Linked DNA regions of Homo sapiens: all the other regions are linked to region 4. The links are chromatin loops, found by intact Hi-C in ENCODE. Cell type or tissue: B cell. All regions are shown on one strand. Region 1 holds the start of TRI-AAT5-3 (tRNA-Ile (anticodon AAT) 5-3). Region 2 holds the start of TRS-AGA2-1 (tRNA-Ser (anticodon AGA) 2-1). Region 3 holds the start of TRS-AGA4-1 (tRNA-Ser (anticodon AGA) 4-1). Region 4 holds the start of TRI-AAT8-1 (tRNA-Ile (anticodon AAT) 8-1).

Region 1 (5,000 bases), 430 kb before region 4:
CTCCCTAGTAGCTGGGATTACAGGCATGCGCCACCACGCCCGGCTATTTTGTATTTTTAGTAGAGGCGAGGTTTCTCCATGTTGGTCAGGCTGGTCTTGAACTCCCTACCTCAGGTGATCCGCCCACCTCGGCCTTCCAAAGTGCTGGGATTACAGGCGTGAGCCACCGCGTCCGGCCCAGAACTGGTTTTCAATCAGTTCAATCTGTCAGTAACAATCGCTTCTGTGAACACACTTTTGAAAACCAATCAGTGTCTGCTCCTGGCTTCGGAAAGTGAGCTGATCAGGGATGGACTCACTCCAATAAACATACCTATGAGTGCCGACCAAACAATGGCAGTCTCTGACAAGTAACCATGCTCCCATAGATTATATCAACCTAATGAAAAAAAGATCAGCCATCTGTTCTGTTTTCAGGGACTGTGTTTTACAATATAGCTCTCCCTCGAATGAGCTTTGATTTTGTCTTTTTAAAGTATTGAGCGGTGGTTTCGTCATCCTTTGAAAATGACCCTTTGTCAGATCTGAAATGTCTAAGTTTCGTTTCTTGCTGGGATTATTTTTACCATTTATTTTTCACATCTGTAATTCTGTGTATTCTATAAAATGATATAATCTTTACAACCACTTTGTTTTGCTGTAAATGTAGACCTTGGCAGGCTTTTGCTCCTTTATATATGTTTATCAGTCAGACTGGGCAAACAAAATCCCAATGTTTGAAAACACACTCTAATGGCGAGTCTTCAACAGTCACTCCACAAATATTTACCGAATGCCTACTCTGTCTTCAGAGCCATTCTGAGACCTGGTGATCTGGAAGAAAAAAGAAAAAAATTATGTCCTCAAAGACGAAAATTCTGATGAGAACAGACTGAGAATTTAATATGAAAAAAAGGAAAGCAAAATATGTATGCATTGTTTCCCATTGTGATTATCTTAATAAAAAATATCAATTTCAACAGTGTCCAAAGATAGCTCCAGGGGTGAGCAGACCATCAGGTAGAGGAAGCACGTGACAGGCACAAGCAGACTCCATAGGCTGGATCCTGAGAAAGGGACCAAAAAAACATGGAGTTCGGATGGACAGCGGGCATCAGACACACATCCAACCCCAGTGCTACCCCCCTCTCTAACACCCTCATTTTCTTCACTAAAATTTCTGTCTTAGGGCGTCATGTCACTTGTTCCATAAGATTTTCTTTTTTCTTTCCCAAGCTCCTTTAGAGGAGTGCAAGACTGAAATGGGTAGGTGTGACTGCTGAAGAAGAAATGGCATCATTTAATTCCGACTTTAAATTGAAGAAGCTGTTATTTCCGATGTATAGCTGGATGTGAAGTGACTGCGGCAAAATCGGAGAGAGAAGGTGAGAACCCTCGTGGCCCGTACGGGGATCGAACCCGCGACCTTGGCGTTATTAGCACCACGCTCTAACCAACTGAGCTAACCGGCCACCCGGAAAACAGTTGTTCTTTCAATTTTAAAAAAGCAAAATGTTTGTTGTTTTTGTGTTTCTTTAACACTAAAGGAAATTCTTTTCCTCTCCTCAAAGGGATGTCTTTTAAAATAATTTTAATTGCGACTACGTAATATTGTTTCTTCAAACTTCTGTTGGTGTTTTGCATTTTCCCTTCCTGCACTCCCGCAGGGAAGAAGGAAAACAAAAACAAAAACAAGGACAAGGCCAAAAACTCTACCTCCAGCAGAAAGGAACTTCGCCTCTCCCGTGGGAAATGAGATTTTCTCAAACTCACCTATTCCGCCCGGAGAAAATACTACAGAGAACCATTCACGAGAGGGGCTTCCTTCCTTTTGACCTTGGGAGGGGTCCAGAGACCCGGGGGACGATCTGGGAGCAGAAGCTGGTCGTTCTGAGTTTTCCATCCAAATGGTTTGCTTATGAAATTGACTCACCACGCGGAATGGCTGGTGGATTTGGATCGCGGCATGAGGAATCCGCTCCATAATGGAAGGAAGAAAATCTCCGGCAGCTATGCCTCGCGGGTTCATAAGGACTGGAGAGTTACTCCTTCTCTCTGGCCCCCTCAAAACGCCCGGTGGTATGTCTGTTGCTCCACTACGCGTTATTATAATTAACTGCTTGTGTTACTCTTTGTGCTGTCTTGCTCTTCATTCTCCTGGTACCTCGGGTGCCCGCACAGCATGGTAAGCTGCTCAATAGTTCAATGAATGGGGAAAAGGTGTGCAGAGGTCATTTCTGCTGATTATCAAGACTTCAATTCTTCGAAGTGGAGCACGAGGATCCTCTAGGCGGCAGGCAAATGTCATCAGGAGTCTCAACGTCTTCCCCCCAAAAAACAATATTTTCAACAGAAATCAATTTACCTCCTCATTGGTGGTGGAATGGGAAGATGGTGGAGAAAGCTGTCCTTTAATAACAGCTCGGAGGTCTCCGTTCTCCAACAAAGGACTTTGTGCATACCTTTTCTCTCCCAGTTCCCGCCGCTATGGCTGTTGGAAGACTAAGGACTTCCACTCAGCCGGGCTTCGGCGCCTCTTCCTGTCCGGGCGCGGCTACGGTTCCTGGTACACATTCGCTGCGCCTCGGGCAGCCTAAGGGTGCTCAAGTTCAACAAGGTCAGCACCCAGTTCTTTTCAGACAGGGAACACACTGGCGATGCAAACAGGGTTGAGCTGGTTCAGGTATGCATGTGTTGAAATAGACAAGTCTGCGTCCTAGAGCCCTAGCAACGATCCCGAACAGGCAGCTCTTTTTCCTGGACGATTTCCCAGGAATTAAGTCTGGCTCAGCTCTAGTTTGGTGTCCGGCTCTAGTTTGGTGCCCAGCAAATAAATTTCGAGAGGAAAGAGGAATTCAGACCATTTCTGGAGTGACAATGGTATCCACGAGCGAGTGCTCTAAATTTTCGGGCCACTTGGAGGTTTCTCGGATTTCTATTTTGAGGACAAAGACGATAACGCTAGCCTCCATGACCCTGCTGAATATCTAGGAAAACCCAAGAATTCGAGGGAGGCCGTGTTGTAATATCTGGTCTGAGTGGCCCTCTTTGGATTTGGAGGCTGTTTCCAATAGACACAAGATAAAAACTGAAGATTTAACAGAGCTTAGTCGTTAGCCAAGTTGGGCCCTTAGGCTTCAAAATATTGTTACCCACCGTCCTCCCCAATTTTTTAAAACTATGTCCCCCCATACACATTTTTGACAAATTAATATGTATCTTAAGATTAAGCAGATGTTTTTCTTTGTATTATAATTATTGACATTTTTAAAAATTAAAGTGTTGCATCATTCTTGAATACGTTGAAGATCATAAATTTTGAATAATGTAATAGTTTTATGCTTAAAATTATTTTAAGTTTTCCATAGCCTACTTACCTGCAACAACAACAAAAATATATATGTACATTACAATCAATTTGGGGGATGGCGCAGGCTTTTTTTTTTTTTTTTTTTTAGACAGAGTCTCGCTCTGTCGTCCAGGCTGGAGTCCAATGACGCGATCTCAGCCCACTGCAACCTCTGCCTCCCGGGTTCAAGCGATTCTCCTGCCTCAGCCTCCTGAGTAGTTGGGATTAAAGGTGCGCGCCACCATGCCCGACTAATTTTTGTATTTTTAATAGAGACAGGGTTTCACCATGTTGGTCAGGTTGGTCTCGAACTCCTGACCTCGTGATCCACCCGCCTCAGCCTCCCAAAGTGCTGGGATTACAGGCGTGAGCCACTGCGCCTGGCCGGCTTTCATTTTTATGAGTTCCTCTGCATTGAATTATCATTAAAATTATTACTTATATACAATCAAGCATAACAATAAAAATATTATGAATTTGGAAACTAATCAGTGAGTATAAAGGTGAAAGTAATTGGATATTTATCGAAATTACACAATTGGGCTTTTATAATTAGTTCGTGTAATTGTTGATAAATAAATGTACACATTGCCATGATAAGTCATTTCAATATTAGTTTTATGCCCAATTTATAACTACTGAGAAAATGCATTTTAGTATACAAATAAATGAAAATAGATCAGATTTTGTTACACAAATGTCTCAGAATTATTTAACAGTAAGTTATTTGCCAAAAATCACATAGTAACCCACAATAAATAATTACATTTTACACTCTATGCTAGTTGAGAACTTGACTAGATTCTCCCTTAATTTGTTTAAACCAAATAATTGGAAACTTCCTGACTTGCTAAAGGATAGTTAATTAGCAATTAGAACAATTCAATTACCCGGGAAAGACTCTTCCCACCCAGGTCTTTCCAATCGTCCCTGTGTTGAAGCCCAGAGTGTTTTGCACTTTGAGCTAAAGAACCTTGGTCATACTGAGAAGAGTGAGAGAAACACGGGGTTTTTTTTGTTTGTTTGTTTTTGTTGTTGTTTGTTTTGTTTTTGAATATAAGAAAGGCCATTGAGAAAATGCACACCTTGATATCAGGAGTGTTCTCAGACAGATCAATTTTAGAAAAAAATCTATATGGTGGTTGATGATAGCGCAGTGGTGCCATCTCGGCTCACTGCATCTTCCGCCTCTCGGGTTCAAGCAATTCTCCTGCCTCAACCTCCTGAGTAGCTGGGATTACAGGCGTGCCCTACCACGCCTGGTTAAATTTTTTTTTGTATTTTTTGTAGAGATGAGGTTTCACCATGTTCGTCAGGCTGATCTCGAACTCCTGGCCTTGTGATCCTCCCGCCTCGGCCTCCCAAAGTGCTGGGATTACAGGCGTGAGCCACCGTGCCCGGCCGGATCTTGCACTTTTTAAAATTAGGTCCTCTTGTGTTCCCAAGGGTAAAATTACCCTAATTTGATAACTGCTGCAGTAGACCACTGGACCTCATTCTCTGAAAAGATACTCACCATCTATCATGTCCCACTACTTTGTGGTACCCATACTCCTTAAGGACAGGTATTATTGAGTGTTTAAGTAATTTCAGCATGGCACTTGGTTAATAAGTAGCCAAGGCATATGAAAGTCACCCCGTTATTGCCTTTGGAAATCAGAATTGAAACATG
Region 2 (5,000 bases), 1.3 Mb before region 4:
TTACTAGGCAAAAATATGAGAATTGTAAAAGTTGTTGAAACATATTCCTGATTTGCATTATAAAAAAGACCCAAAGAACATTCTTAGCGTATCATGTATGTGCCTGAATTTGAAGTTTGTTGATTGCTTCCAAGTTTTATTCTTAAGATACGAATTCAGCTATTATTAAATCCCTAATAAAAGGAGTACAATATGTGATGTATGGAAACATGTAAGACATTTAATAAGGTTTTTGGTATCTGTAGTCGTGGCCGAGTGGTTAAGGCGATGGACTAGAAATCCATTGGGGTCTCCCCGCGCAGGTTCGAATCCTGCCGACTACGGCAGTGGGTTTTTGCATCTTCAAGCAGGTTTCATCCGACCGATCGATATTTCACGTGTAAAAAGGCTTTCGATCTTTTACAAGTTAACATCAAAATGGATTTCTTGGGGATTCAGGGCAGGACAATTTCAATTTATGTCTCAGAGGTCCTCAAAATGGATTTCTCATTGCCCAAAGTAAACCTTATCTCTGATCTTTTACAAGTTACATCATAATGGATATTTCATTGTTCAGGAAGGAATCATTGTGCACAAGGATGGATTTCTCATTACCCACGAAGGAATCATACTTCATGAGTAAAACAAGTCAAAGGAACAAATAAAACTATATTTTGTTTTAATTGGAGGGTTTTGGGTTCAAAATCCTTATGATCAGAAAGAAATAAAATTTCATATATTCATGTATAGGAGGACGCGGTAATCCCAAAACGTTTTTTTCTATAGGTATAACGCCTGTCTTCGTTCGTCAGAGGGCCAGTGGCGCAATGGATAACGCGTCTGACTACGGATCAGAAGATTCCAGGTTCGACTCCTGGCTGGCTCGTTCGACTTTAGTGGAAACTTTGAGGTTTACATAAATGCCCCTTCCCTGGGCACTCATATACATTTTATGTATTTTATCATTTTAATTTTTAAAAGAATTACACAAGATGACAAAAATTTTTATAATATAGACTCCAGCTTCAGTTCACTATTGTTTTACATACATAAGAGTTTTTTTTTTTTAAATCACATCACTAAATTGATAAGTTTCAGAACTGACCAATTTTCACATTGCTTGATAAAACTTAATACAGGGGAATTTTTTTTTCTTTTTTTGAGATGTATCACTGTGTCGCCCAGGCTGCAGAGCAGTGGCGCGATCTCAGCTCACCGCAACCTCTGCTTCCTGAGTTCAAGCGATTCTCCTAGCCTCAGCCTCCAGAGTAGCTGGGATTACAGGCATGTGCCACGACACCCAGCTAATTATTTTTGTATTTTTAATAGAGAGGAGGTTTCGCCATGTTGGCCAGGCTGGTCTGGAACTCCTGATCTCAAGTGATCAGCCCGCCTCGCCCTCCCAAAGTGCTAGATTACAGGCGTGAGCCACCACGTCCGTTTGGGAAAACCTTGTGTCATTCTGTGAGAGTTACGATTGAGAATTCACAAACAGAAAATTTCTAGATAGCAAACAATTTTGGTTTCTTTTCTATCCTTTTCGCATACTCATAATTTCAAGAATCACTTGAAACAAAAATCAAGTCTCTTCTCTGCTCCCTGTCCTCTAGCAATTTTTAAAGTTATTGAAACATATTCCTGATTTGCATTATAGAAAACACCCAAAGAACATTCTCAGCTTACCACATATGCGCCTGAACTTGAAGTTTGTTGATTCCTTCTAAGTTTTGTTGGCAGGACGTGAACTCAGCTATTAAATTCCTGGTAAAGCGAGAGGTACAATATGTGACATATAATAACATGTACGACGTTTAAGAAAACTTTTGGCACCTATAGTCGTGGCTGAGTGGTTAAGCCTACTTTTTAAACATTTAAATAGCTTATTTTAAAATTATTTACCTACATATCTCTAAATAATATGTTTGTATGGACCTTCTGTTGACTTTATATAAGAGGAGTAACTGGTTCACTTTCTTCTTCACACCCCAGGACCCCCGACACACACATGCTCCCTTTCTAAGTCTTCTCATATGGTTATAGCACAATACATGATACTTTAATATTTGTAGCTTAAAATATGACAACTTTATAAACATAATTCAACAAGTGGGCAAAGAAATACATTGTTAAGTTTTCCTTTCCTTGCAATTTTTATTTTTCCCCGGCATTAGTACATAACTGTCTTTTCTTGTTGTTTTACTGCTTAAGCTTCTAGACACTTTTCATTAATTCAACCCCAAGCATTTCGTCAGTTGTCTAAACATTTCTCCAAAAGTTCAAAAGCTTTGCACAGTCTGTAGATTTCATCCTACTTTAAACATGTCTCCTTATGCATCTGTATTAGTTTGAGTAAACAGAAAAATAAGAACAGGAAAAAAAGTGTCACCTACAGCCTGCTCAAATCTGGACATGTTACTATATGTCACATATGGTACCTCTCATTTTACTAGGGATTTAATAATACTAGGTGAGTTCATGTCCTACTAATAAAACTCGGAAGGAATAGCTGAAATAACTTTTGAAGTTTGCTGTAAATATTAGTGTTTGTAATTATGCAGAACGGCGGTTTAGAGTTTTATCTTTGCTCTACCATTTACTAGCTGCATGACTTTGGGCAAGTTAGTTAACCTCTGCAAACCCCAACTTGCAGACAAACCCCAATTTGTCTCATTTGTAAAGTAAGAGTAATAGCAAGTATTTACTTCGTAGAATTGCGAGGAATAAATGATTCAGAACTTGGAATAGTGCATGGTATCTATTAACTGTTCAAACAATCAAAGCTAAAACTACTGCTTTTGTTATTTTTAATCTAATTAGGATAGTAATGTATTGCAACCAGAGATATAGATCTCTGAGAGAGGTGCAAATCAAAATAAGTTCCCTTACGGTGTCCATGACAATTATACCAATTTCCTCCTCCTATGAGGTAGATCTATTTTTGGAAGGGGGAAAAACAAATCCACAAAACGCTCCCTAGCAGAGGATGGTTTCGATCCATCGACCTCTGGGTTATGGGCCCAGCACGCTTCCGCTGCGCCACTCTGCTACGCGAGTCACAGGTCCCAGAGTTAATAGTCACCTTTTTTCTAGCGTGTCAAGTTTCCAAATCTCAAAATTATGTCTTCTCTCTTTTTTTTTTTTCCAGAGCAGTAATCTGTTCGTAATATGGCCATAGGCTTAGACTACTACTAAGAAAAGAGTTAATAAGAAATAGGAAAAAGGTTATTTTAGGTACACTTCTCCGATGTAATGTTTGTCACTGTGTATTGTGTGAATGTGTACAGTAAATACATAAGAGAAAATCTGCTAATATTTCAAATGTCATGTTTTAAAGTCATTGTAAGTTATAAAAATTTAAACACTTCTGAAGAAATAAACGTACTTTTCCTTTTTTCCATGTTGTAATTTGCTAATTCATAATCTGTAGGGGGTCTTGAGCCACATGTGGGGAAAAAAACGGCACATTCATGCACATTTTCAGATAATACTATAAGGGGGTTCACGGAATAGCTAGCCTTCTCTGATGTAATGGTTCATTCCCTGTATGAATTTGAGAAAGTAACTGCATTCAGGTTTTCTGCCTCTGGAAATCAAGTGACTTCTTCCGTGATTTGCAGGGAGGGTTGAGGAAATCGCAGAGATCCAGGGAAGTTCAATGGAATCGCTTTAGCCTGGAACAGCTGATCCAAATATGAAGCAGGTAAGCTTAGGTCATCCACTCAAACCAGACTACGTCTCTGCGAAGATCTGCTAAGCTTCTGAAGGTTGGAGAGACAGACATGGATGAAAAGATAAGGCCGCGGGCGTGGGAGTGAGTATGGAGAGAAGTCCAGGAGGGTTTAACAATAGGGATGAGTTGCTGAAGAGTATAATTCAGAATGTTTGCAATAAAAGAGTGAAAACGTCTCTATAAACCCGGAAATAAGCCCCAAAATACCATAACATATTCCTGTATATATCTTCCTACTAAAAAAAGAGAAGGGGGTAGTTTTGAGGAGGCTAAAGTAACTGAGTATACAAGTGCCTAAGAGAAGCAGGAAAAGCAACTTTTTTCCCCCTGTAATATGTAATGTACTCCCCGCCATACAGTTATCTGAGCCAGCGAGCTAAAAACTGTTGACCCCGACGTGATTTGAACACGCAACCTTCTGATCTGGAGTCAGACGCGCTACCGTTGCGCCACGAGGTCTCCGGGACACCTACGTTTTATTTACCTGTCAATCTGATTCATGAAAATAATTTCGGTACTGGTGAAGACCAGGCAGCTATTAACAGATACAAAATAGTGCCTAGCTGCTTCCCTCTCGGTAAAATTGCTGTCCGCCCAATCACTGATTTTCTCTGCCTCTGAATTGCTTCATTTTCACCTGTTCTTGTTTATATTTCATTCCGTTTCTTACCTAGTTTTCCCTGTATATTCCAAATATAGACGTCTTGGGAGTTTCGTTGTTTTTATCTTTATAGAAATACATTCTGTTGAAGGTCAGTCGCTTTGGAATGGGGTTGTAGAGAGGAGGTAGCGAAGAGGGAATAATGAGGATCCTTCCTCTCCCAACTCCTCATTAAGGAACTCTGATCAAGGTGAGTTTTAAATTCGTTTCCAAAGTTCACTGCAGGTCACAACCAGTGTTTCCGTTAACGAATTCACGCGGGGGCTGGCAGGTTGTTTGTGCTGCATCTTTTCTGAGAGATAACGGCGCCTCCCTGTAGCCTCCGTTCTCAGCTGATGAGAGAGTTGATTTCACACCCCGATAATTCTTCAAAATCAGATCGCTGGACCTGAAACTGACCCTAAAAAGAACAAGAAATCCTGTCATCAGGAGTAAGTGGGTTATTCTGGCACTGTGCTTTGTTTGGCTGGTTAAAGAACCTGCCTTGGGTAACCAGAGATCGGAGTTTTCTAAAGTCAGCGGGGTTTGTCTGGGGACCCCGAATTTACATACAGACGATCTCCGCAAATAGTGCAGGGGCCGCTTTGAACTCTTAGGAAAAGATATTCCAAAAAGTGGTCCACTGCTATA
Region 3 (5,000 bases), 120 kb before region 4:
CTAACTCATCTTGAAAAAGGAAAGCAAAGTTAGCAGACTTACTTTACCAAACAGAAAGATAGAAAGGTAACATAATTTTTAAAAACATGACATTGCCCAAAGATAGACAATACCACGACGTAGAATCCAGTCTTTGAATAAATGGTGAATATCTAAAAGAAAAAAAAAGTGATCAGATAATTATCTACAAGGAAAAAAATTAAATTTACCTCTTTCACATTATCCTCTAAGCCATTTCCAGATTGACTGTAGATCTGAATATAAAAGTAAGCAAACAAAGCTTGTAGAATACAACATCGGGGAATATCTTTATGACTTTGACCCAAGGAAATATTTTCTAGACTTGATGCTAAAAGCGTTAGTCATAAAGGGCAATCCTTCCCGTCTAGATCTTCAAGTCCTTCAGTTCTGAGAATTTTTCTTATATTTCTTGGTAAAATTATCCTCCATTTTTCCTTTGTCTTGCTGGAACTCCCAGTAATGAGATGATATTGAATCTCTGGAATGGGTTGTTCAATTTTCTTTCCACTACTATTTTCCATCTTTGATGTTTTCCTACTGTTTTTGAAGTAGTTCTAAACTGTAACTTCCAAATTTTTCATTAAATGTTTTTCTTTTCCCCTGCTACTTTATTCTTTATTTCTAGGAGATCTTGTTTCATTATCATAAAAAGATAGTACCCCAAGTTACTATTTCCAGGTGAGATGAAGTGTGTTTTACATTTTTTCTCCTATCAAACACAACTATAAGTTATGGGCAGAATGCATGAAATAACTATTTGAAGACTCTGATAATAAAAGAGTAAACAAAAGAGTGTAAGGATGGAAAAAGAACACCAGAATTATCCTATATGTTCTCCCCAAATTGAGTATAGATGTAATGCAATTGCTATCAAAATTCCAGTAGAATTTTTTGGAGATAGAGAAAAGCTGATTCTAAACTTTATATGGATAGATGAAAGAATTAGAATAGCTAAATCAATTTTGAAAAAATGCAGTGAATAATCACATTACCTGATTTTCAGATTTAATACCAACTTCAGTAATCAAGATAGTAAAGTATTGGCAGAAATATAAACATGTAGATCAATTGATCAGAACAGAGATTCCAGAAATAAATTTACACAAATATGGCGAATTGATTTTTGACAAAGGTGCAAATAAAATAAATGAAGAAATTAAAATTGTTCAACAAATAATATTGGGACAATGGGCTATCCATATGCAAAGGAAAGAAAGAAAGGAGAGAAAAGGAGAGAAAGAAAGGAAGGAAAAAAAGTAAGGAAGGCGTGGAAGAAAGAAGTGAAGGAAAAGTGGAAGGAAGAAAGAAAAGATATCCTAACATAAATCTAACAATTTATACAAAAATTAACTAAAAAATTGATCATATATGCAAATGTAAACATAAAACTATAAAACTGTTAAAAGAAAACATAACAGAATATCCACATGACCTTGAGTTGGGTGATGAGTTCTTAGATATGGCACTTTCCAAAAAAGAAAAAAAAATACATTGGACTTAATCAACTTTTAACACATTTGCTCTGCAAAAGAAACTGTTAAGACATTGAAAAAAATAAAGACTGGCAGAAAATATTTGTAAGTCATGTATCTGATAGAGAAATTTTATCTAGAATATATAAAGAATCCTTAAAACTCAGCAATAAGAAAACAACCCAATAAAAATTGGGTAAAGGCATAAACACTTTACCAAACAGAGTATAAGGATGGCAAATAAGCACACAAAAAATGTTTGACATCATTAGCCATTATGAAATGCAACTTTTTTTTTCACAATTGCCCCAAACTGGAAACAAATGTCACACAACACAAATGTCCTTCAATGAGTGGATAAACTGTGGTACATCCGTGCAATGGAATTCTATTCAAGAGCAAAAAGGAATGAAATTTTGATATTTGTAACAACTTGGGAAAATCTTCATTTATTTCTTTTTTTTGAGACGGTGTCTTGCTCTGTAGCCCAGGTTGGAGTGCAGCAGCGCGATTTAGGCTCACTGCAAGCTCCGCCTCCCGGGTTCGCGCCATTTTCCTGGCTCAGCCTTCCGAGTAGCTGGGACTACAGGCGCCCGCCACCACGCCCGGCTAATTTTTTGTATTTTTAGTAGAGACAGGGTTTCATCGTGTTAGCCAGGATGGTCTCGATCTCCTGACCTCGTGATCCGTCCTCCTCGGCCTCCCAAGGTGCTGGGATTACAGGCGTGAGCCACCGCTCCCAGCCAACTTGGGTAAATCTTAAGGCATTATGCTAAGCAAAAGAAGCTGATCTCAAAAAGTTACATACTGTATGATTCCATTTCTACATTTTCCAAAAGGCCAAAATATACAAATGGAAAGAGTATTTATGATTGTCAGCTGCTATGTGTGGGATTAGGATGAGACTATAAAGGAACAGTGCTAGGGAGGCTTATGGACTGATAGAACTGGTGTGTATCCTGATATGGTAATGGGTATGTGTATATACATGTAAGTGCTTTTTAAAAGTCAATTTTACTTAATACTTTTTAAAAATACAGATAGCTCCCATTTGTGGCATAGACTGTACCTTCTCCATGGTTTCTGTGAGAAACACTTTCACCGAGCTCTTGAAAGAGTTTATTTTGAGCAGGGTTTGGAGGAGAGAAAACCCGGTGAGACCCTGGAGCACTGCACGTTGCCAGTGAAGGAGGATTACTGTGGTTACTAGCTTATTTACTTCGGGCAGCTCAGCGACATTTTGACAGCAAACACATACACCGCCAGGGCAGAATTAGAGAGGGGCTAACGATGATATAAGTGCTCCTGTTCGTTCCGCTTTACATTAACCAGAGGGGTGAAAGATGATACAAGTTCTCCTGTATTTTCCGTATTATATTAACCTGACCCCATTTTAGGGTAAAATTTCAAACGTAGTCGGCAGGATTCGAACCTGCGCGGGGAGACCCCAATGGGTTTCTAGTCCATCACCTTAACCACTCGGCCACGACTACAGACATGACAGCATGACTACAGACATGACAGCACAACTACAGACATGACAGAACTTCGGAAGCACTAAGATAAGTGTATCCACCACAGGAGCATCTTTATTTTGAACAAACCGGGTCAATTCAGAAACCAGCTCCCCTGGGGGCAAGTTTGGCTCTGTGCTGGTTGCTGGAGTCCTCGAAACTGAAAACAAATTTACTCACCACGGAGGTGGAGCCCGGCCTTAATCCTAGTTTTAAACCTGGGACCTTTTGCTAGACGATGGGACCTTCTGCTAGAACTTCCAGGAGACCAACCTCTCCTCACTGAATGACACTGTTGCTTAATGGATTTCAGAAAAGGAAATGCTCCCTCAGCTAAGCTGAGGGAGAGAAAAACGATACAGAAAACCTCTGGATCTTCTCACTTGGTGTCCCTAAGCCCCTAAATGTAAACCTAAAATATTTATCTCATTGTGTTTGGGAAATTGTTTTGCAAATGACAACGCGCTCTCACTTTCCAGACGGGTTAAGAAGAAATTTGCAAGTAAAGCCGGCCCGTGAGTTCTTTTCCTGGAAAATCCTAGATCCTAACAGACCCTAGTTACTTTCTAAAAAATTGAACACTTGGTTTAATTTTCTGAACAATGCAATGGTTGATCAAACCAATTTAACCAATAAAGCACATGTCCAGTTCTCCTTTTTACGTTTGTAACTCGCCAGTTCCTTTAGCAGAATGTCCAGATGCTCTATAGAAATGAAATGAAATGAAAAAAACAAAAACAAAAAACCAAAAAACAAAGAACTCTAAATGTGGATGCCAGATCCCAAGATGCATAGATGTACAGATCCCACTTTATGGTCAGAAAAATGTTAATCGACAAAATGAATTTGATGCATCTTGAGAAAGCTAATTGTTTGGTTTTAATATATTATATTTAACCGGAAGTAACAAAGTGCCTTTTACATAGCATTCTATTTAATTCATATATCACGGAGAAAGTTTTTTTCCAGAAAACTGAATCTTTTTCAAAATCAAATAATTTCCTTTTATCTGTACCTAGAGAAAGTTAATTATGTCATGACTGATAAACAGAATAAATGTGGTCATGGAAAGTAAGAATGCATCACACTTACTTTCTATATATAGATGTTTATATCGAACAAGAGCATTACTAATGTGTTTTTTATTGGCCATCTTTGGAAAACGTGCAGTCATTTGCTTTAAAAGATTGTATAATGTATTTTAAATCTTTATTTTCAGCTGGGCGCGGTGGCTCACACCTGTAATCCCAGCACTTTGGGAGGCCGAGGCGGATAGATCACCTGAGGTTAGGAGTTCCAGACCAGCCTGACCAATATGATGAAACCCTGTCTCTACTAAAAATACAAAAATTAGCTGGGCGTGGTGGCATATGCCTGTAATCCCAGCTACTCCGGAGGCTGAGACAGGAGGATTACTTGAACTCGGGAGGCGGAGATTGCAGTGAGCCGAGACTGAGCCATTGCACTCCAGCCACTTCAGCCTGGGCAACTAGAGTAAAATTCCTTCTCAAAAATAAATACATAAATAAATATTTATTTATTTTCTGCCTGTCCCTTTAGGACTATTTTTGGAGCAGGCCTCTGTCATGAGGGTTTCTGAAAAATTATTTGAAAGTCGCAATCTTTTGTTATGAATAAAAAGTTTATAAGAATTTTTAATCAAAATATATATGCAAAATAATGTTTAAAGTTCTATTAAATATTCTCAGGTGAGAAGGACAAAGAAGGCTTCATGAATTCTACAAACCTCTAAATGCTCATTAGAGGTAACATGCTCATTAGAGGAATTATTTCAGTAACTAACAAATTCAAAAAGCATATGATTGTGAAAGTTACTGAACAAGACAGTTGATCAAACCAAGGACTACTTAAGGAAAACATTCAACGACATCAAAGTCCTTGGATCTACATTTCGAGGGTTCATCTTTCTTGTGTCAATATGTGAAATAAATGTCTCTCTTTCTTTCTCTCTCTTTTTCTTTTCTTTCTTTTT
Region 4 (5,000 bases):
AAGTAAAGAATAATACGGTTTTTGGATCCGGGAAACACAATTGAAGGTGGGGGTGGGGTAGAAGAACAGATTTTAATCTTAGGTGTTACTAGCAAAAAATGTGATTTCTCTAGTCCCAGGTGCAGATTTTCTTCAATAGTATTTGGTTTTCGTTACAAAAGAAAGAGCAAGTACCCAGGCTGGTGCTGTTAGAGTCAGGACAGCATGAAGAGCTCTGCCTACCAACAAGCCTCAGGACAGAGTACAGGAATGTTAGAAGATTAGCTCCCATTTATCTGAAGGAGAAAAAAGGGTAATCCTTCCGGTGTTGATGTCATATATGACAAGTTCATTCCCTTGGTATGGCTTTACATGTGAACTTCGGAGGTATATAAACACCAGTCAGAATGTGCAAGAGGGATCCTCAAAAGCCAGAATGTAATTCCTTGCGACCGGTGAAGAGGATGTGTTACTGCAGGAACTGTATCAGAGAGTTTACTTTCAGGTGATTTTTGAGCAAGTAGAAGCCTCAGTTCTTGACACCTAGGATAAAACCTCTTGAGGACTAGAAGAATGAAAAACATCGAAGCTCCTGGTGGTACTTCGGTCTTTAACCGTTGAATACATTAAGAGTAACACTGGAATTCCAACACTTCCTCGCGCCAGCGTCAGTTTTAGAATCAACAAAATCGTTACTTGCTGATTCATTTAACTGCTAATATATTCGTTAAAAGTTTATTAGGCGTCAGTGATCTTGAAAGTTCCAAAAACACGAAGGAAACCCCAGGCACATGTAGAGAGATAGTTCCTGACGCTGCAGGAGGTTTCTTTCAACTTGTCTCCAGGTGATGAAACCAGTAGCCTGACCAAGGATGAAAGAGCGTATCTCACTTATTCTGGCCTCTCCAACTCGGGCTGAAATCCTTCGGTTCCCAAGTTAGAATTTGAGTGACACACAGCAAGTGCTGTTAAATGAGACTTAATACCTAGCGGGGTGCCACCACAACCTTGCCCTTCTGCAAACCTCTGTAGCCCTTTTCTACCACCCTCAAAAAACATACCAGATTTACTATGTAATTCCGGTACTGCTGGGCTACCTCAGTTTCCACCCCTGAATATCTTCGCCGATTACATCAGTGCTTATGTTTGTGACTTCAGAGACACTGAGAAGGCGCGGCTCTTTCCCTCAACCCCATTCGCCTTCCTTTCGGCGGCGTTGTCTTGAACCAACCTGAAAATAATAAGTCCTTAAGTTACAAGTCACTAAAGGGAAGTTTGCAACTTGCGATCCAGTACACTGACATGACTCTAAAAAGAGAAGGCTGCCGACTCTGGGCGTACTGCCTTTGAATTAGCCATACTCCGCAAGGAGCAGTGCCGTTCAAAAAAAAAAATTTGTTGTCTAACAACAACAAAAATAAAATAAAAAGAGGAGGTTCCCTTCACTCACCATTGAAAATCCTATTACAGCGCTTTTTCCACATCCTCTGTCAAAAATTTCTCCGTGAATTTTCTAGTCTGGCTCAGAGTTAAAATAGTTTGGACTTCCTTGCTAAAGTCTGTAAATATAGTCTCAAAGGTCTCTTGAAAGGAGTAAGAAAGAAAAAAGTTCTGTTTTATTTAGAAAAACAAAAATATCAACGAATTTATATATGGTTTCCTTTAAAACAGCAGCGCATTCGTGTGGCCGGTTAGCTCAGTCGGCTAGAGCGTGGTGCTAATAACGCCAAGGTCGCGGGTTCGATCCCCGTACGGGCCACTGGATGCCATAGTGGGGCCCTTCACTTACCTGAAGGGAGGCCTTTTAATTTAAGCCTGTCGAATCACAGGTGCTCCGAATCGAATCCCAGGTGCTCTGAATCCGAAATTAAGACGCCCTCTTATTCGTCAAGCGAGAAGGCTATTTACGTTCGTTTCCCTTTATTGTGAAAAATGAAAAGAACAGGCCGGGCACGGTGGCTCGAATCTGTAATCCCAGCACTTTGGGGGGCCGAGGCGGGGTGATCATTTGAGGTCGGGAATTGGAGACCAGCCTGACCAATATGGTGAAACCCCGTCTCTATTAAAAATACAAAATAAGCTGGGCTCATGCCTGTAATCCCAGCTACTAGGGAGGCTGAGGCAGGAGAATCACTTGAGCCCGGGAGGCGGAGGTTGCGGTGAGCTGAGGCCGTGCCATAGTACCCCAGCCTGGGCCTGGGCAACAAGAGCGAAACTCCGTCTCAAAACAAACAAAGAACAACAAAAAAGATGCAAGCATTAGGAAGAATGTACTGAAGAAAATTGGGTTGGAGTAGTGCGGCAGCTAGGTGGGTGTGTTTTAGGGAATGGGGAATTAAGAAGAGATATGACATTTGCCTGTTTAGTTTTTAGTGAAACGTTAGGAAGCAATATATACTTTTTTCTATTTTTTTCATTCTCAATATTGAAAGGGAGACAATATTATTTTGACGCTTTAAACGAGTTTCGATAGGGAAAGGAAAGCAGGCTCAGCGTGGCCAGTGACTTGGTGAGAGTGTGATACTAATAGCAGCAAGATACGAGGTTTTGTTCCTCGCAATGGCTGTGCTTCATTCTTTTTTTCTGATCCCAGGCAGTTTCCAAGGCAAATAAATGCCCACACCACGTGAGGCTGCCACTGGCTTTCACGGAAAATTTCTCCCCTTTAGCTTAAAGAGTATATAAGTGAATGCGGTGTTTTAAGAATCGCCAGTTCTCCGTTCAACTTGGCCACAGCCCAACACATTTGGACTACCAGGTTTGTGGTTTCATTCGTTTACCCGCAGTGCCCCTGACAGCGCATACTGGTAAGTGACTAAAGTAAACTCACCTGAGATGCAGAGCGAAGATCCAAGCTACACGTTCGGAAACCGAGCCACATATTAAGATGCTCTTTTGGTTTAGTTTGAGGAATTTTCCCCCGCTTGACTGTGGTTGCCTCCCAGCCTCTCTCTCCTCCACCATCTTCCTGGTCGCTGAGAAAGGAGGTCCTTCTGTTCAGACACCGCCCCAAAGCTGCCACCTTCCACACTCATCTTCTTCTGGGATATCTGTCTATCTGTCTGTCTGTCTGTCTGTCTATCTCTGTCCCTGCCGATTCTCCTGTCTTCTATTTCTCTAGGATCTCAGGGCGGAGGAAAAGTGGTGGGAACCTGGGAGGCAGAGAAGAGGCCCGTGGCGGGAGTGGTGGATTGGGGCGATGTTGAGGCTGAGGTGGGTCCACCGACTTCAGGGTTGAGCTCTGTGTAGGGGGCCCAGCTGATGCAAGGAGCAGCTTGCATCCTGCATCCCCACAGCCCTGCCTTTATGATTCAACGTTTCTTCAGATGTCCCCTTTCTTTTTGACAACAGTCATGCCCAGGGAAAGAGCTGTGCCTCAGAGACGCCAGGAATGTGGACTTCTCCCAATGGAAAAAAATACCGATGAAGAAGATATACGTGAAAAAACATTTTTTTAAAGCTTCTTTGATTTTTAAGCTTTCTAATGGTCTTTTTCTCCTTTCTCCTTTCTCCAGTTGAGAATGAGATGAAAGGTAGAAACAAAATCCTGTAAGTTGGCTCTTTCGACGCTTGTCTCTTTCACGTTCAAGTAACAGCACCACTCTGGAAAAGGACATTCACAGGATTGTTAATACGGCTTTGAAGAAGGAAAAAGTGAGAGCACAAGCGAGCCAGCCAGGAGTCGAACCTAGAATCTTCTGATCCGTAGTCAGACGCGTTATCCATTGCGCCACTGGCCCCTGCCTGTAACGCTGTCTTAACTGTTACTCTTTTCATAATTATATTGTATTATACTATTGGGGCCAGAAAAAAAAAAGATTGTTTCTTTATTTAGGTAGGGATTAAAACCCCAAACCACACTGATTCAAGGAAAGCATGTTTTCTTTTGTGGTTTGTTGGCATAATAGACATTCACATAAAGTGTCTTTATTGAAAATAATGACCATTTTTCATCTTTGAAACATTATATATGAGCTAAGATGAATGTCTTTCCTTCAAAGCAATATTGGTGTTTCTATCTTCTCTTTCATGTGTGTGCCTACTTTTTAGCTTTTTGTTACTTATTTTTCAGGCCAATCAGCTGCTTTTACCTGAATTTGATTTTTTTTTTTTTTTTTTTTTTTTTTGAGTCGGAGTTTCGCTCTTGTTGCCCAGGCTGGAGTGCAGCGGCGCGATCTCGGCTCACTGCAACCACCGCCTCCTGGGTTCAAGTGATTCTCATGCCTCAGCCTCCCAAGTAGCTGGGATTACAGGCATGTGCCTCCATGCACGGCTAATTTTGTATTTTTAGTAAAGACGGGGTTTCTCCGTGTTGGTCAGGCTGATCTCGAACTTCCTACTTCAGGTGACTCGCCCGCCTCGGCCTCCCGAAGTGCTGGGATTACAGGCGTGAGCCACCGTGTCTGGCCTGAATTTCATTTTTAATATACTTACATTGGGCACTAATGATGTATGTGGATCAGTAATGAGCAATATGTATTATTTTAAATTTAGATATTGCCAAAAGTAAAGTGCTTTGTAATACATTTCTGGAAGTATTAATCATAGTTTTTCCCTCTTCTCGTCCAAAAGGAAAAAACAAGTACCCACTCACTAGGGAGAAGTTTATTGTAAAATGGTATTACAACTCAAAGTAGCAGATGAAGACACTCAAATTTAACGAGGAGTCAAGAATTCGGGAAAGTACACATTTTTCAGAATCACATTTGACATAGAAACTTAGAAAAAGGAACTTTACTTGCATAGCTGTTCAAAGTAAGCAAAATAGTGGAAAATGAAGAAGTGCTTATAAGGAGACGAAGTTTCGTATGGGTTTAAGAAGGTGGTCAGAAGCCAAAATATATCCTCTTTGTGCCTCTGTTTCCTCGTTTATACAAAACGCTTTGAAGAGCAACTAATGCATATGACGGATTGTTATCATCCTAATTTTTTTGGCTCCCACCAGCTGTGAGATCAGGACAAATACAAAGTAAAGATTGCTGCCTGAGAATGCTTTAAGAAAGCTGTCATACTAGTAATCT

What was found. A loop is a pair of places that touch in the nucleus more often than their neighbours do. Peaks named below come from ENCODE experiments on the same cell type or tissue, not always from the same donor. Only the 100,000 strongest peaks of a DNase experiment are listed, where the experiment ranks them.
Region 1: a loop joins it to region 4, with 4 times the contacts of the local background. A loop is called at or near these places in 4 of 110 quality-filtered maps.
Region 2: it touches region 4 in a loop (13-fold over the local background); 3 of 110 quality-filtered maps call a loop at or near these places.
Region 3: it touches region 4 in a loop (4-fold over the local background); 11 of 110 quality-filtered maps call a loop at or near these places.

The regions. Positions count from the first base shown.
Region 1 is chr6:27,236,194-27,241,193 of GRCh38, forward strand. TRI-AAT5-3 (tRNA-Ile (anticodon AAT) 5-3) reads right to left here and starts at 1,451; the gene lies at 1,378-1,451. RefSeq lists enhancers at 1,148-1,227, 2,064-2,564, 2,228-2,517. In B cell, no CTCF peak of the experiment used is centred here; DNase peaks (open chromatin) are centred at 1,408, 2,228 and 2,578; H3K27me3 peaks cover 3,522 bases.
Region 2 is chr6:26,327,348-26,332,347 of GRCh38, forward strand. TRS-AGA2-1 (tRNA-Ser (anticodon AGA) 2-1) reads left to right here and starts at 242; the gene lies at 242-323. It overlaps TRR-ACG1-1 (tRNA-Arg (anticodon ACG) 1-1), which reads left to right and starts at 793; the gene lies at 793-865. TRX-CAT1-4 (tRNA-iMet (anticodon CAT) 1-4) reads right to left here and starts at 3,025; the gene lies at 2,954-3,025. TRW-CCA3-2 (tRNA-Trp (anticodon CCA) 3-2) reads right to left here and starts at 4,168; the gene lies at 4,097-4,168. It also overlaps LOC101928743 and LOC124901288. RefSeq lists a silencer at 4,525-4,706. In B cell, no CTCF peak of the experiment used is centred here; DNase peaks (open chromatin) are centred at 234, 804, 3,004, 4,424 and 5 weaker places; H3K27me3 peaks cover 3,274 bases.
Region 3 is chr6:27,550,509-27,555,508 of GRCh38, forward strand. It overlaps TRS-AGA4-1 (tRNA-Ser (anticodon AGA) 4-1), which reads right to left and starts at 2,986; the gene lies at 2,905-2,986. In B cell, no CTCF peak of the experiment used is centred here; DNase peaks (open chromatin) are centred at 2,873 and 2,957; H3K27me3 peaks cover 3,032 bases.
Region 4 is chr6:27,666,919-27,671,918 of GRCh38, forward strand. TRI-AAT8-1 (tRNA-Ile (anticodon AAT) 8-1) reads left to right here and starts at 1,665; the gene lies at 1,665-1,738. It overlaps TRR-ACG2-4 (tRNA-Arg (anticodon ACG) 2-4), which reads right to left and starts at 3,719; the gene lies at 3,647-3,719. It overlaps LOC124901292 (a long non-coding RNA gene), which reads right to left and starts at 1,655. Exons shown (of 2, transcript XR_007059535.1): 1 at 1,430-1,655; 2 at 54-1,210. RefSeq lists a cis regulatory region at 1,523-2,041 and silencers at 1,601-1,883, 1,630-1,819, 2,852-3,146, 2,980-3,029. In B cell, no CTCF peak of the experiment used is centred here; DNase peaks (open chromatin) are centred at 1,063, 1,773, 2,173, 2,833 and 4 weaker places; H3K27me3 peaks cover 4,871 bases.